Linked DNA regions of Mus musculus: region 1 is linked to region 2. Evidence: chromatin loops called from intact Hi-C (ENCODE). Cell type or tissue: left cerebral cortex. All regions are shown on one strand.

What was found. A loop is a pair of places that touch in the nucleus more often than their neighbours do. Peaks named below come from ENCODE experiments on the same cell type or tissue, not always from the same donor. Only the 100,000 strongest peaks of a DNase experiment are listed, where the experiment ranks them.
Region 1: a loop joins it to region 2, with 2.1 times the contacts of the local background. A loop is called at or near these places in 4 of 42 quality-filtered maps.

The regions. Positions count from the first base shown.
Region 1 is chr6:93,654,096-93,662,095 of GRCm38, forward strand. No RefSeq gene overlaps it. Among named protein-coding and RNA genes, the nearest start is that of Gm23035, 140 kb to the right of the region's middle. In left cerebral cortex, a CTCF peak has its summit at 3,688; DNase peaks (open chromatin) are centred at 3,693, 6,644, 7,314 and 7,873; H3K27ac peaks cover 638 bases.
Region 2 is chr6:93,711,181-93,719,180 of GRCm38, forward strand. It overlaps Magi1 (membrane associated guanylate kinase, WW and PDZ domain containing 1), which reads right to left. Exons shown (of 24, transcript NM_001029850.4): 13 at 6,060-6,091. Among named protein-coding and RNA genes, the nearest start is that of Gm23035, 79 kb to the right of the region's middle. In left cerebral cortex, no CTCF peak of the experiment used is centred here; DNase peaks (open chromatin) are centred at 4,260, 4,720, 5,775, 6,356 and 2 more places; H3K4me3 peaks cover 2,402 bases; H3K27ac peaks cover 2,047 bases.

The DNA.
Region 1 (8,000 bases), 57 kb before region 2:
GGTTAGAGCACCCACTTATGCTGCAGAGTTCAGACAGAAAGTGCTATAAGAAGTGAAGTAGCATCAAACATGCCCAGTTGTCTGGCTACAGAAAGAAAATCAACAAAGAAAAGTTCCTTAGAAAACAAAACCACAGCCTTGAACCTCTCCACACAGCTTTACCCAGCAGCCCAAGCGTGGCTCCGAGCTCTTACTGTTGGTCATCTGAGTGGTCTAGACAAAAATATTCCACTAAGAAAGTACAGTAAAGGATATTTCTTTTGTTTGGTAGCAAGCTCCATGGGAATTTTATTCATTAGGACCCTTTGGTACTAAGGACTGGAAGCCATCTTGAGCAAGCTACAGTGCTGGAAAGGAAAAACCTAGCATTAGGGCACAGTGGCTGCCTCTCAGAAGCCATGGAGAATGGAAGCTGAGCGTCAAGGAGGAGCTGAAACACAGTCAGGGACTGAGATGGCACTCTCTTCTCTCTTTTGGGGTGTGTGTGTGTGTGTGTGTGTGTGTGTGTGTGTGTGTGTGAGAGAGAGAGAGAGAGAGAGAGATTCACTTTGTTGCTATGACAACTACTATGACCAAAAGCAACTTAGGAAGAAAGGATGCATTTCAGCTGATAGGTTACAGTCCTTGACTGATGGGAATCAGAGGAAATAGGTGGGGCAAACCTCTTGCTCTCCCAGACAACGTTACTTCCAACCAAGAAACTCACCTCACAGCCAAAGAAAGAGATACAGCAGGATTCATGAAGGATGCTGCTTACTAACTTTCTCTCATGCCAGATTATATTCAACCAGCTTTCTTACACAGTTCAGGACCACCTGCCTAGGGATGGTGCCATACATAGTAGACTGAGCCTTCTTACATCAACCAAAAATCAAGACAATCAGAGTTGTAGGCTAGTCAACTCTCAATAATCCTTCGGTAGAGACTCTCTTCTGAACTGTGTCAAGCTGATGGTTAAAGCTAAGATAGTGAAGATTAAGGGTGAAGGAGCACGTTGAATGTCTTCCTTGATTGCATTCCACATAATTTTTTGAGACAAGAGTCTCTTGCTGAACCTGGAGCTCACCAGTTTGTTCTGCTGGTTAGTCAACTAGTCCCAGGAATCCTCCTGTCTCTGTTCAGCCCTAGGATAACAGGTGTACACTGCCATGCCCAGCTCTTTAATGTGGGTTCTGGGGGTGTGAACTCAGGTCTTCATGCTTATACAGCAATCGCCTTATGACCATGCCATCTCCCCAGGCCCCTGACTGTGTTGGCACTGGAATGTTTAATTATTAACCCCATGTTCCTGATGATAATGATTTTATTAGTCTAGTGTCAGTCTGATGACCACTCAGCTCAGTCATCTCTGACCATAACATGATTCCCAAGTCTCCTCTTTTGTGGTTGTAGGGACACTTGAAGGGATGCTAGAGGCTGCAGGAGCATGGCACAAATAGCTTATAACAAATCATCTCTGGAGTTTTAAGCCAGGACTCCAGTAAGGAACAAAAAGTCTTGTAGACTCATGAACCTCTTGAATCTATGTATTCTTTCAAATTTCACGTTTCCCCATCACTGGGTAATTTTATGTTAATGAGCTAACATGCCAAAAATATGAATGAGAGCTTCCTCCACAAACCGACTTTACGTTAAGGCTCCAAAGGTGAGCAGTTGACTTGGGTAGTTATTAGAAAGGGCAAAAGGTTAGACAAGAAAGATCTATGAAAAATCAATGCATAGAGACCTAACAAGCAAACAGGCACCTCATGCAATTGCATCTAAGCGGGGAACTTGGAGAAACAGTGAGGCTGTGTACCCAGGACTTGCCACGGTAGTTAAGGCTGTTGAGTTGGTATTTAATTCCCCAGAAGTGCCAGTTTGCTACTTAATGGAAAGAGCTGGTTCCATTGCTCATTGAAAGCCCATGGGCACAAAAATTCAGCTTCCAGCTAGGCTAGCACAATCTCTGTTGGTGTGCTATGAAGCAGTACATGCTGGGGACAGCTAGGGACTATGGGGAAGGAACCACACAGCAACACTGGTAGCAAAAGCCAACCTACTTTGTAATGGTCACATTGGGCTAGGGGGGTGTCTCAGCCTGTAAGTGCCTGCTGCAGAAGAGTTCGGGTCTAAGCTTTGATCACCAGCACCCCTATAAAATGTAGAGCAGAATACAAAGCTATAATCCCTGTGCTAGAGACGTGAGCCCTTGCAGCCAGCCAGCTTCCCCAAAGTGGCAACCTCCAGGTTCAGGGAGGGACTGTCTCAAAAAATTACGGTGGAAAACAATTGAGGAAGCACCTGTATGTTTGCACCGACATGCACACACACACTCATAACTATCAACCTATACAACACACCCAATCATATCAGGAGAACACAAGTCGGAAGCAATGGTACCAGTGAAAATCCTAGTATACCAATCCCAGGTCTGACGTGCTGGGGAAGATGAGGAGGATGGGTTTAAGCAAGCAGGAACTGTAAGAGAGGTCTTTAGGAAATGCAGATAGAAATCAGCAAGAACGACTCTGGGAAGACATGGTTTCTGCTTTCCCTGAATGGTTAGAAGTTTGTTGGAAAAGATCAGGTATCCCAATCTAAGTAGAAGACTCATGCTGATACACGGTTTTCTTAGACTGCCCCCAGTACTTGGGCTCTGCCAGGGAGCCCTTCTGAAACGTCCTTCAGGGCTGTGCAATCTAGAGTATATTCTGCATTGTTCCTCGTTAATGAGTGGCCTTTACAGGTCCAAGTGCAGAATCAGCTCAGTGTTTCATGAGGATATTTTGGGAAATAACGGAACCTGGATCATCAAAGGATGGAGTGTAGGATTCAGTGTTGTTACTGTAAAATCCTCAAAGACCCAGGTGATGAGAAAAGACCAAGGCATCAGTATGAGCCGAGAAAAGATGTGTAAAGTGGCCCATCCTCACAGGGCAGGAATCAAAGAGACAGGGGAGAAGGTGTGTCAGAGAAAGCTAAGGCTTGTTCCTGGGCTCACAGGAAAGCCTTTCCAACTAAGGGGAAACTCAGAGAAGTCATGTTTTCCTTAGCAGGGGTTGCCAGATGTGACACAGCAGGTATTTTGGGTAAATAGCCAATACTTTTTTTTTTTTTTTTTTTTTTTTTTTTTAGTATGCATCCTATGAGAAACATGAGTATGACTGGACCCTCTGCGTTTTCACTTGCTAAATTTGGACGTTCAGGGTCCGGGGGAAACTAGAAACAGAGATACAGGCCTCATGTGGAGGGAGGAGTTTATAAGCTGTCACCCAAGAACGCACAGGACATGACTCATGTGTCTGGGTCTCACGTCTGACTGCACTTTAGAATCGCCCAGAGAGCTTTGAAAAAATAAAGTGAAAAACGTCCTGATTATCAGCACTGCTGAGCTAATTCATCTATCGAGCAGTCTAGGACATTTAAAGGCTCCCACGGTGATTCTAATCCCCCACAAAGTTTAGGAACTACTGATCTAAGCCGGAGAAAGAGATGAAGTCACTGATAGAGGTTGAAAAGAATGCCCAAGTTGAGTCCCTGCAGAGCAACTAGTGCTTCCAAGGTACACAGGGACAAGGAGACAGCAAGGGGAACAGAGAGTGATGGTTTGGGCTTCACAAACAATCCACCCAAACCAAAGGGAGCCAGGGAAGGACTCACCCAGGGCAGCCCCAAGAGAAAGAAGAATGCAGTACTAGGCAGCTGCTGGTAGGTGGCGCTAGTGGGTTCATGGTCAAGGAGTCTGCGTGGAAGCCAGTTTTCAAGCGCTGGGAAACATCCCCTTTATCTGAAAAGAGACAAGTGTGCTATCTTCCCTATTCAACTCCTTTGGGGATGAAAGCCAAGTGGGAAAAGGGGGATGCACAGGTTTGTCCTGGCTTGAGATGCTGAAATACTACAGCACTAACTTTGAAACAACTGGGGGATGATTCTCATTTCCCAGCTTGGTGACCGTAATCAACAGAGTAACCTCAAGGACTCGTCCATGCTGCTATACGTCAACTGGACAAAACCATACCTATCTTAACAGGTGTTGGAGGATGAGATAGGTTCCAAGCACAGTACCTGACACACAGTGGCAAAAATTGCTTTTTGCCCAAATCAAAAGGAGCTTGCAAGTGCAGCAGATAGTGGCTATAAAAATTAAGGCTATAAGGAAAAGGAAATTTTCAATTCCAACACTTACACAGCTGCCACAGGCACCCATAACTCTAGTTCCAGGGCATTTGATGTCTTCTTCTGGCCTCTGTGGTCACCAGGCATGCACATGGTACAGTTGCATACAGTTTTCTTTAAGGGGGATGCCATTGGGAGTCTGACCATGCTCCAATGGTCAACACATATTGACTTTTGACTTGTCTTCTTTGTCTTCATTGTCATTTCCCTCCCCCTCCCCCTCCCCCTCCCCCTCCCCCTCCCCCTCCCCCTCCCCCTCCTTCTCCTTCTCCTTCTCCTTCTTCTTCTTCTTCTTCTTCTGGATTGAGGTCACAAGGGAGGACTGTGAGGACTGAGAAGTGAATGTGATCTGGGTTCATAATGTAAAATTCCCAAATAATAAAAAATATTGTGTAAAAATTAAAAATTACAAATGACAATAAGTGCAATGCAAATGATAAAAAGAAGAAAAAGAAGATTTACCTGAGCTCACACCTACTTGAATGCCTCCTCCCTGTGGACTAAGCTTTTATGGCAGGCAGGCACCATAAGGAGGTGGCAACCAGCCATCCTAGCCACCTATGGCACCTGTGAATCCCAGTCACATAGACAGACACATAAAATAAAAATAAATTTGTTGCCGTTGCTTTTAAAAAATTAAATAAGTAAATATTTTTTATTTTGTACTGGAATATTTCTTTATTTACATTTCAAACATAATCCCCTTTCCCGGTCCCCCGCTTCCTGGAGGAATATACTTTTTGTTTTTGTTTTTGTTTTTGTTTTTGTTTTTGTTTTGTTTTGTCTGTTTGTTTTTCGAGACAGGGTTTCTCTGTATAGCCCTGGCTGTTCTGGAACTCACTTTGTAGACCAGACTGGCCTCAAACTCAAAAATCCGCCTGCCTCTGTCTCCCGAGTGCTGGGATTAAAGGCGTGTGCCACCGACCAGCTAGGAATATATTTTTTAAAGGTCAAGTCTGCATAGGGGCTGGAGAGTTGGCTCCATGGTTACGAGCATGCGCTGCTCTTGCAGAGGACCTGAGTTCAATTCTCAGCACATTGGAGAGCTCACGACTATGTGTAACAACAGCTGCAGGGGAATCTCATGCCTATGACCTCTAAGGACACCTGCATTCATACACATCCTTCCCATATAGAGAATTAAAACGTCTGCACGGAAGCTAAAACATCGTGAATGTAAGTTACATGTGTGTGTGTGTGTGTGTGTGTTTTTCTCTCTCTCATGGGAGGGTTTTGAGCGGTCGGTCCCTGACCAGGCTCTGCTCTTTGTAAGAGGGAAAAGGGAAGAGTAGGAGCTGATCAATAATTACAAATGAGCGAACAGGCCGGGGGTTGGGGGTGGGGGCGGTCCTGGTTCACTTACCGCACTTCAGAAGTCTTCCGTCACTACAAAAGGCTTTTAACTTCCCTTGGAGTGTTTTTCTCATCATACAAGGAGACTCTTCAGCTAGCAGTCTTCAATAAGGCTCCTGATTTTTGGCTGTTGGCCACTGCCTACTCCAATTCGCTTGCTCCCAGGGAACTGCTCAAGCAAGTGAGGGGTCGGGCCTCGAGGTAATAGTGTCTAAAAGGTGCCTATTTGCCCAATGATTATAGAATATAGAATGTACTTGTTCAAAGCATCTTGCCAAAGTTAACTAATTAATCCTCAAAACACCCTCTGAAAAGTGCCTTCTGAGTCAAGGGATAGACTTCGGATCTTCAGCCGAGGCTAAAAATTTAATGAGGCCACATGACAGTGTGAATCTATAACCAAACCAGGACAGCTGTGGATGTCACATGCTTTTTTCAGAGAACCCTGGGTGTTCTGACAGAGGAGTTTAACAGACTGTTTTGGGAGCTGTCTAATAAAACAAAACAAAACAAAAAAACAAACATAAAGGAAAATTGATTGATGCACTAACCATTTCAAAGAAGCATTCAAACCAGCAAGTTGGGAGTTAGAGGATGAATGTATGCTTGTCTAAAATGATAGCTTCTACAAAATTAAATTGTTAATATTTTTGAAGTATTTTCCAGTTGCAAGCTCCCTGGGAATTCCTAAAATTTGGCTAAAGGCAGTCTTTCTCAGCCTTGCCACTGCTGGCACTGTGGCTGGCTGATTGCTTACTGAGGAGGAGCTCTGTGTGCCTTGTGGGAGGATGCTGGGGAGCACTGGTGGATGCTAATAGCACAAACCCCTCTCCCAGTATGATAACAAAATATCTCCATCATTTCTACGTGTCCCCTGGCCATCCAAACTGTGCGCGTGTAAGAACTACATACTTGGACTAGATGTCAGGGTAATTCTTCCCAGCTCCCTCCACATCCAGAGAGCCCTGTGGATTTGTAACTGCTCTGACGACATGAGGGGATGCTAGAGAGACACTGCTATCCCTGTCTTTGTCGGTCAGACTCTTGAGACAATAATCGGAAATCCCCAAAATTGGAATTCCCAGGAATCTGATGCTGGAAGAAGAGGAAGGCTGAGCCAGCCACAGCAGGAAATTGTCTCTTGAAAACAGATCTCACAGAGCCCCAGCAGCTGGTCCAATTACCTTGAAGGAGAGGTGGAAGCTCAGCAGACAGAATGGGTCAATGATCGGAGGATCACACCTTGGCAGGATTGCTAAACTGAGCCTATTTCTTGCTCTCTGCTGAAACCTAAGCCTCGAGTCTCCTAAACCTAGGAGGTTGTCTGGGAGGTCACTGGGCTTCTTTAGTTCGTCCTCTTCTCACTCATCATGGCCACATTGAGAAAGCCCCCATTCTTTGCTTTTTACAACTCTTGCTTAATTGGTGTATTGAGGACAGGTGGTCCGAGCCCAGTTCGTTAGATTTACCGAGGGGAGAAATCTTTCATCTTGTCTGGATTGGTACTCTTTGACTCCTATGAACAGCGATTTCCAGAACGTCTCCTGGAAAGGGGATTTGGTGGGGGTTTAGATGACACAAGGTGTCTTGGAAGATCCTCCAAATAGCAGTGCACTCTAGCATGAGGAAATGGCTTCCCTGGACAATGTGGGGGAGGGGTGCTAGGAACAGAGCTGGGGGGAGTCTTCTTGTGGCCTGTAGCTTTCTCCTTCCCAGGTTGGCTGCTGGGTATTCTAGTGCTCAGGGAAGGCTAGCAGCCCACACAGGACATTTCTGGCTTTGCATGCCTCCTCCATCTCTGCATACTCAAATGCCAAATTCTCCCACTCTCAGAGCTGAGAACTCTGTGGGCTGTTGAGAATGAGCAACTGGGGACCAGCCTCTCTACAACCACTCCTCCATGCCTCTGTGTGGTTTTCTCTCTTGCCATGCCCTGCCTGTCTCTGGAGTTAGAAGCCCAAGTTGCTATTAGTTTACAGGGAAATAATCATGCTCTATTAAAGCTTTAAACAAATAAAGGAATTCATCTCATGATGAACATAGGGCTAAGTATTGGCTAGCCATACTATGTGTTAGGAAAACAAATTAGCATTTAGACATTCACATATGTAACTTCTTTACACACAGTGTGTCCACATTGCAACAGAGGGTTCTATAAGGAAACAGTTAGGGCTAAGTGACATCATAAGGACAGGACTTAATCAGACAGAGCTGTTGTCCTTTCCAGGAAGTGACACTAGGAGAAAAGCAGTAGAAGACAGCAGAGAAGTCACTTGCAAGTGAAGAAGTGTTGGAAAATAAATGTCTGTTCCATCACCAACTCCACGGTAGTCTATAGGAGCAACCTGAGAAGACTGATGCACTACAGAATTCAACAGTGAACTAACTGGAACAAAACCAAGCAAACAGAAAGCAAGTACAGGATCCTCTCCAAGCTGAGCAAGAAACACCAGGATGTACCAAGCAGGAAAAACACACAACCCCTGAGC
Region 2 (8,000 bases):
CCTCACCTCACCAGCAAGACCTCTTTGAGGTCTGATTTAAAACAAAATGAGAGGCACAAAGCTGCATTTCTGTCCAACTGTGCCTCTGGGAGTCCCTTTAATGTCATCCAAAGTGGCATCTCAGTTGGAAAATACCAGTGAGGGGAATTTCCAAAAGTATGGAGAATGTGGTCCAAAAACCATACCACAGAACTCTCACTCACTGGCTTGACTTGGTGACATACTGGAGGACTATGGCCCGGTCATCTGGAGGCTTTCTGAATCTGCACCTTGGTAAGATTTAGCTCTGGCTTATGCTTAATTTTAAAACCAACCACATCCCCTCAATTTAAAGAAGATGCATTCTATAATGGAAATCTTAGGGTTTTTGGACTTGTACTCTGTGTGCATATGTTCAAATGTTTCAAAATGTTTTTCATTTTCAATGACATCCTTTATTAGAGTTCAAAACTGGTCAAGGGGAAAACACCATTTATATAAAGCTCTCAAACTAAAATCATTCGGTGTGTGTGTGTGTGTGTGTGTGTGTGTGTGTGTGTGTTTGTGTGTAAGAAAGCTTTACTATGAGCCGGGCGTGGTGGCGCACGCCTTTAATCCCAGCACTCGGGAGGCAGAGGCAGGCGGATTTCTGAGTTCGAGGCCAGCCTGGTCTACAAAGTGAGTTCCAGGACAGCCAGGGCTATACAGAGAAACCCTGTCTTGAAACACCAAAAAAACCCAAAACAAAACAAAACAAAACAAAAAAGAAAAAGAAAAAAAAAAAGCAAGCAAGCAAGCAAGCAAGTAAGCAAGCAAGCAAGCTTTACTGTGTAGCCCAGGCTAAGCACAAACTCTGGATTCTCCTGTCTCTGCCTCTGGAGTACTGGGGTTATAGGCGTGTGCTACCTCCATCTCATTTCTCTAAGTGAGGCACTTGCTCAAAGACAAGCAGCTGTAAGGTTGTGGCTGTAGTCCTGTTAAAGGAAGCCTGTGTGTGCATGGATGAAGAGAAACAGTGCCATAACATGATATCAGACAAGGCCCTCCTGCAGCGATCACCTGCAACATATTTATTTGCTCGACCAACAAATACAAATGAATAATCTACACTGTGCCAGACAATAAGAAAAACAACAGATAAATAAAAAGATGTTACCTAATTGCCTGGAATTTATATCCGAGTATAAAAGTATGTGTGCAGATGGAGATTAAATGAATCAAGCATTCAGAATACATTTAAAGCAATGTACCGCAATGTCCTTTGGGTAGCAGGCTTTATGGATGGGTGTAGAGAAGAGTATTTTGGCAATGGACCCAGCTTGGGCTAAGTCCTCACACAAAATGTGAGCTTGGACTATGTAGAATGAATAGCGATTGGATGAAGGAGCTGGACATGGACCTAGGAGCCAGAAAATGCAAGAGCCTTGTGTGGTACTGTAAGCACTGGCTTCATTCTTAACTTTAGAGCAAGAATCCATTTATGCACTCAAAATAGGAGTGCATTAGAGTTAATGTACTTCTGGGAAGTTTGGTCAGGCTCCTAGGTTGGGGACAGATATAGAGAAAAGACTGGGAGCAGATGGGCTAGTGTGAAGTTCACTGTTGCTCTGCACTGAGATAGCTTCTACTGGGACAAAGGTATGATGGAGGAGACACAATGCTGACCAGGGAGAGAGGAGGGAGGATAAGGCACCTTAGACACAAAGCAGCAAGCCCCCAGCTTAGAGACACTGCATTGTCCTCAAGACAGCCCAGCTTGAGTTCATGGTCAGGGCGTGTGCTATGCACCCAGACACGTCACCCATGCTGATGTCACTGGGCTGAGATTTCTGAACTAAGATTTTCATTCCTCAATCTCAAATCTCCACCAACTTAGAAGAAGAAAATGGGCTTAATTTTAAAATCTCCTTAAGAGTCCTTGGCCATGAACTTGTATCACAAAGCCTTTTAGAATGAAATTGTACCTATCTCTCTAAAATGAATGATTCTCTCATACTACTTACTGTCAGGTCAGGGAAATTGGGAAGGCGCGGTGGTTTGTATAAATGGAAATGGGGAAAAAATTTACCTCATCAGGATTTCACAGAATGAGTTAGAAATGGAGGCTCTTATGAAGTAAACTGAAAATATTTGCTCGGGAGAACAAATGAATACAGACAGCACTTAGGAGCTTAGATGATGGAAAGAATTCATGTGGCTTAAAGATGACAAATTGATCCATTTTAAAGCCAAATTATTTACAGTTGATGTATCTGCCAAGACCCAAGGCCACTGCAGCGATTTGCATGGACAACAGGAGCAGATCCAAGTGCGGCTGAGGTATGAGGCCAAGGTCATCAGAGGTGTGAAGATGCCCAGAGCTCCAGCTTCTCTTCCCTCGGCCTCTTTCCTATATCTCTTGCCTCTCAATCAAATTCTGTCTCACAGATGGGTGAAGGCATAGAACACTGGCTGGACAGAAATAGGAAATTTGAGTCACATAAAAATATAAGGAATTTGGCAAGATGGACAGTGTATACTTGTAGAGGCTCCCATGGGCTGTTCACTGAGGTGGGAGGTAAGAGGCCAGAAGATAATTCGAAGTCCACCTATTCCTTTCTTCATCTACGTCCTCACTACTTCTCGAGGCCTGTAGAAGCTGTGACGAGATCATGTGGTGGCTTTGGGATTGTGAAGCCTAGGAGTGCAGTGTGAGAGGTAGATCATGTCACAGAGGGTGATTCAGGCAAGGGGTCACCAGGGCGGCTGCCAGCTAAGAGGTCTTGTGTCCTCCTCACATGTGTTAATGAATGACTCCTTCCAGAAATTTCCTTCAGCATCGCTTACAGGTAAAAGGAATGGAAATGATGGAGTGAAGCTTTCTATTGCTACCTTGAAGACATCACCTCGCCACTGGTCTTAACACTGTGGGTGTTCTTGGCCACAGTTCTTCATTCTACCTTGGGTCTGGGCTCTGTAAGACACTCAACTTAGGTCCTTGTGACTGAGAGCATGAGCAGCATAAGGTATACACTCAGTTCTGCTTCAACTCTCCACACCTGCGCTCAGCAGACTTTAATCCCCACGAGGAGAGGGTCTAGACAGGCCTGTCTATGCTGTGGTATCTATTTCACTCCCCAGTTGCTGGGAGGCAGGGATATTTTCTGTCTTAGTTCCCGGATACCCATGCTATTATTATCACTTAGAAGACAGTCATTAAACATTTCCACTTCCAATGTCTCATTCCAAGTTCCACACTTAGTGGTCCTCACTACTACATGTGCTGAATGACAGGATGGATAAATGGTTGAGAAAGAGGAAGAGAAATGTATGGATGGGCACAAGACTGGTGAACAGGTAAAGAAATGGAAAGTTCAACAATAGGAGAACAGAGACTGTGGGAGGTAACCCAGCAGGAACACGGGTGGATCTGACTTACAATGTTTGCTGTGCAATTTAGAATTCAGAAATCCCTACACTCTCAAGATCTCTGTATGCAATTTGCACTGGCAATTCAAGTTTCTCCTCAGAATGACTAAGTTGGGTTACAGCACAAGTTTTTCAGAGAAGTCTAAAACTCCACAGCAAATGTGTCTTATTTATTTATTTATTTATTTATTTATTTTACTGCAATGTGGTAGAAAAATCTATGATGTAGAAATCCAGGTATTAAATTAATAAAATGTTACTGAGGTACCATCAATCTCCTGCAAGAGTATACAAAACCCACAAACGTCATTTAAACTAAATCTAGTAAGTTACTTATTCAGAGTAAGCTGTAGGGACAATCCAGGAGGTAAAACAACATTAATATGCTAAACCCTTCTGCCCTAATAAAACCTCAACTGCCCAATTATTGAAAACATTAAGAAAGAAAGAAAAAGTATGGGAATACAGGGACCCTGTCCATCATCGGGGGAAGCCAAGCGTGTCAGAACCTCAGCAGGCAGCCAATAGTGTGGACCTGACTCAGATTCTAGTCACAGAGCTGGGGTGGAATCCACAGGGACTACAACCCAGGCACCACCGCTACACCTTTAACTAACTATGCAGCCTATAGAACTGACACTATCTGTCACCACCTGAGCGGCTCATCCAGCACCTGGACACCCAGCATCCCTGTGGATTCCCTCCAACCCCACTGAAAACATCCCACCATCATCTGGCCCGCTGGCAGGGTACCATCCACATTCAAACTGGGGAAAGGGAAACAGCTTTCCACCCACCTGTACAAGCCCCCACTGATCACAGATGTTTGCAATGCTCTCCTGCCAACAGCAGCCCTTGGCTGATAGTCCCTTCATCATGTGCAGCAGCTGCCAGCGTGCCAGCATGCCATGCAAGCTGCCGTCCCTGTCCTGAAGCAGGACCCAGGTAAGGACAAGCCCCAAGCTGCGAACCTGCTCTTAAATCCAGCAGCACACACCCTCTTAGCTTGTGGTAATTAGGAGCCAGCAGACTGTGGGCAAAGCAGTTAAGAGAGCTTTTTCCTAGGAATGCAACCCAAGTAATTGGCTTGTTGCTCACTAATGACATGGTAACTACAAAAATAAACTGCCAGCGAATTCTCTTAACTGACTTCATGAACATGGGCTCTGTGCATGCTCAATACTAGGTGCTAGAGAACACCTTGCTACCTGAAATCTTGCTGTTAGTGCAAAGCCTCCCTTGTCAAGATTCCACAGCCTGTGGGATGTGTAAAACAGGCCCGTGCACCAGCACAGCGTGGCCATGGTGGGGAGAAAAAGGAAAGCTCACACTAACTCAGGCTCAGGAGACACATCTTCCAGCTGCCTTTGATTTGTCTGAGGGCCGAATGGGTTTCTGACAATGACCCAGGGACGGCGATAAACACATGCGCACGCATCTCTGCGCTTTCCTGCCTGGACATTAACACAAACTGACACGGGAAGCAGCCCCCGATGTCAGTGTTCCAGTGGCCACGGTACCGTGCGTGCCATCAGAGCCACACCGATTACCGCTGGTTTTTCTCTTTGCAGAACTAGGGAGTTGCGTTTCAGAACGCACGCAGCCCCCTCCTTAATAAACTTCTGCCTGCTTGCAGACAGGTGGAAAGAATTCGGCTGCAGCAGTCGAAGCTGCAAAGTTTTAAAGGTCCTCTTCCTCCGGAGATGGCACAAAGCCACACATTTCCCCGTTCTCAAATCTTCTAAGTTACAAGGAAGTCCCCCTTCTTCATCCTAATATTAATGACTCGAGGCCCTCCTGCCACCTCGTTCAATTTCACAGGCATTCAAGTCACAGGTCTGGAGTTTTTAAGTAGCATTTTAATTTGTTGTTAGTGCCCTGGGAGTAAAAGCTCATACGACCAAGCAAAACACTATAGCCTCTAGGTTATTAGCCAGCATGCCAAGTAGGTAATGCATCTTCATGGAAACCAGATTAGAAAGGACAGCAAAACATTGATTTTTTTTTTTTTTAAAAGAATCCCATACCTGCAGCATAATGCTGCTAAAGCTAGCAAAACAACAAAGGACATTTCCCTAGCAAGGAAATGTCTTATTCTTAGTGTTGGGCAGTGAACACTGTTATCTGAGAGCACGGACATATACAGGCATAGCAATTCTCCTCTAAACCCATGGGCGTTTGGTTTTGTGAAAAATAATTATTCACAAAATAACTATCGCGTGCATAAGGAAGCTTGGAGAGAGCCGGTAGCCATGTGAACGGCTGCCCTGCGAACACCAGTTGAGAAGCCAGTGAGCAAGCAGGTGGAGCCTTTTCTCTCTCTTCCTCCCCCAAAGGAAACAATAGCATTTGTATCAAGTTGAAACCGCTCAGAAACTCGCCCATTCAAAGGAGTTGCGAGCATCTGTGTACAGAAGCCACACTGCATTATTTCAATCCTCCTGGCTTTTGCATCCTGCTTCTACATCTCTACATAGTTAAAAGACAAACCCCAAGACCATCGATATCAAACGTATTCCAGAACTTAATAAAACGAGCCTAAGCTCCTGGATCCCGCAACCAATCTAAAAGCACATTTAGTCAGGTGAACCCGGGCGGCTTACCTTCCTCCCGATGGGGTCTCCCCGCTTCCCCCTCCCCCTCCAAGCACCAAGTAAATGACAAGTCCTTACCGACTTTGGGCTCTTCTTGGGAACTGGTAGCCCTAGGAAAAAAATGCAACAAAGGGGGTGGGGGGAAGACATCATTAGCATATAAATGTTACCTTTTCTTAAAGAACAATCCCCAGGTGTTTCATGGCCACCTAGTCATCTGCAGAGTTATGTCAGATTTCTCCCCAGCATCGGAGTTACCAGGCTGTTCATATCGAATCAAAGGCGAGGGAGGAGGAGAGCGAGAGGCAGGAGATCTATCTGCATTAGCTATGCTGACTTGTACTGCAGCAGCCTGGAGGCTGGGAAAAGAAATTCACAGACCTCAGCGGCCTGGGAAATTGAACACTTGGACAGAATCTCAAATGCTCTTCTGGATTAAGGGAGACTTAACTTACAATTAAGTTCAGGATATTCCCTTTCCTCACGATCCACTTGTCAACGGAAATGGACCAATCAGAACAGAGAAAGGGGTATATATTTAGTTTTAAAGGACAGCATGGTTAAATTTATTCCCCCCCCCCCACACCTTTCTGTCTTTTTTCTCCCCCCTATGTATTTCAGGCAAAGGAATGCCTTCTTTAGCTTGGATGAGCTCAACACAAAGATGAATGTTCTTTCGGCAGCAGAGGAGGCTAAAATCGGAGCCCGAGTTCAAGTTGGTCTAGGATCCTCCGATCATCAGCACTCATCTTGGTATCTGTCAGTCATCTAAGCAGCCTCCTAACTTGGCTTCTGGAAACAACCTGGGTTTGGACTGGGCTCTGGAGAGGTAAGTATGCCATTTGGAAGGAACAAGGGAAATTTCACAAAGCCGAGAGAAAGAAAAGACAGTTAAGGGAGAAGGAAAAAGGCAAAGGAGACAAAGGTGGTGGCTGAACCTGGTGGGCTGTCCTCAGACCCTGTCCTTATGGGGGTAGGGCTAGAGCCGGAAGGAACCAGTGATCTCATCACTTCTAGGAAAGTGAGCAGCAATCAGAGGGAGGCTTATGGGGTCCCTGTTACCAGACAAGTGTGGGGAAGGGGGGTGAGAAAGGAAAACAAGCACACACTGGTGTTTGAAAAGTCATCTTTTCTCCCACTGCCACCTCTTTATTTATTTATTTATTTATTTATTTATTTATTTATTTATTTTCTTGTTTGAGCAGGCGGTTGATTTCACCTGCACAGATGCCAAAGCTACATTTGGGATGGGATGTCTCTGCAGACACTTCAGCTTGGTTCTGAAAAGCGATTCTGATGTAGCCTGATGGTTTCAACTCTCCGGGAAGTCACTTGTCAGTTCTGAAGCCCTGCTAAATCAGCGAAAACAACAGGAAGCAGTGGGGGCTGGTGAGGAAGGAGGGAGCCGCTCAGATGAGCAGTGCTAACATACACACTGCTGGTGAGGCATGGCTAGAGTCACAGGTCCTCTGAGAAGTTGGGGGCACTGTCTGGCAAGGCTCCTCCTATCACCAAACTGAGGCTACCCTGGTCTGACGGAGTAGCTCTCAGATAAGACCTCATTAAAAAATACAAGTGCAGTCCCAGTGTCCCCCTACCCACCTCAGGGGGGCAGAGACCTGCAGCACTAACACAATTTCTCAGTGTTTCTGAAGCCAAGATAACAGTCTCGTAATTTTAAAAACTTATGACGGAGCAGAAGGAGTGTTACTGTTGCAAGTGAGGCAAATGCGGGCAGGTCACTTTGGAGTCTTTTGCAACTCAGTGTCTGCATTAATAAATGAAATGAATGAATGAATGAAAAAGCAGCAAGGCTGGCTTTTTAAGATTAAGGCAACTAAATAACACAAAATCTTTGAGAGCCTCTGTCCTGGTTGAATTCCAACACCATGTTCTTTCACCTTCTTTGGCTAACTGACATCATCTGTGAAAAAGTGATTAGGATCAGCTGATTTCGATCAGGGGAAAAAAACCATCATTTTTGCTGAGTTAATTAACATATAAAAAGATTTAGGGAAG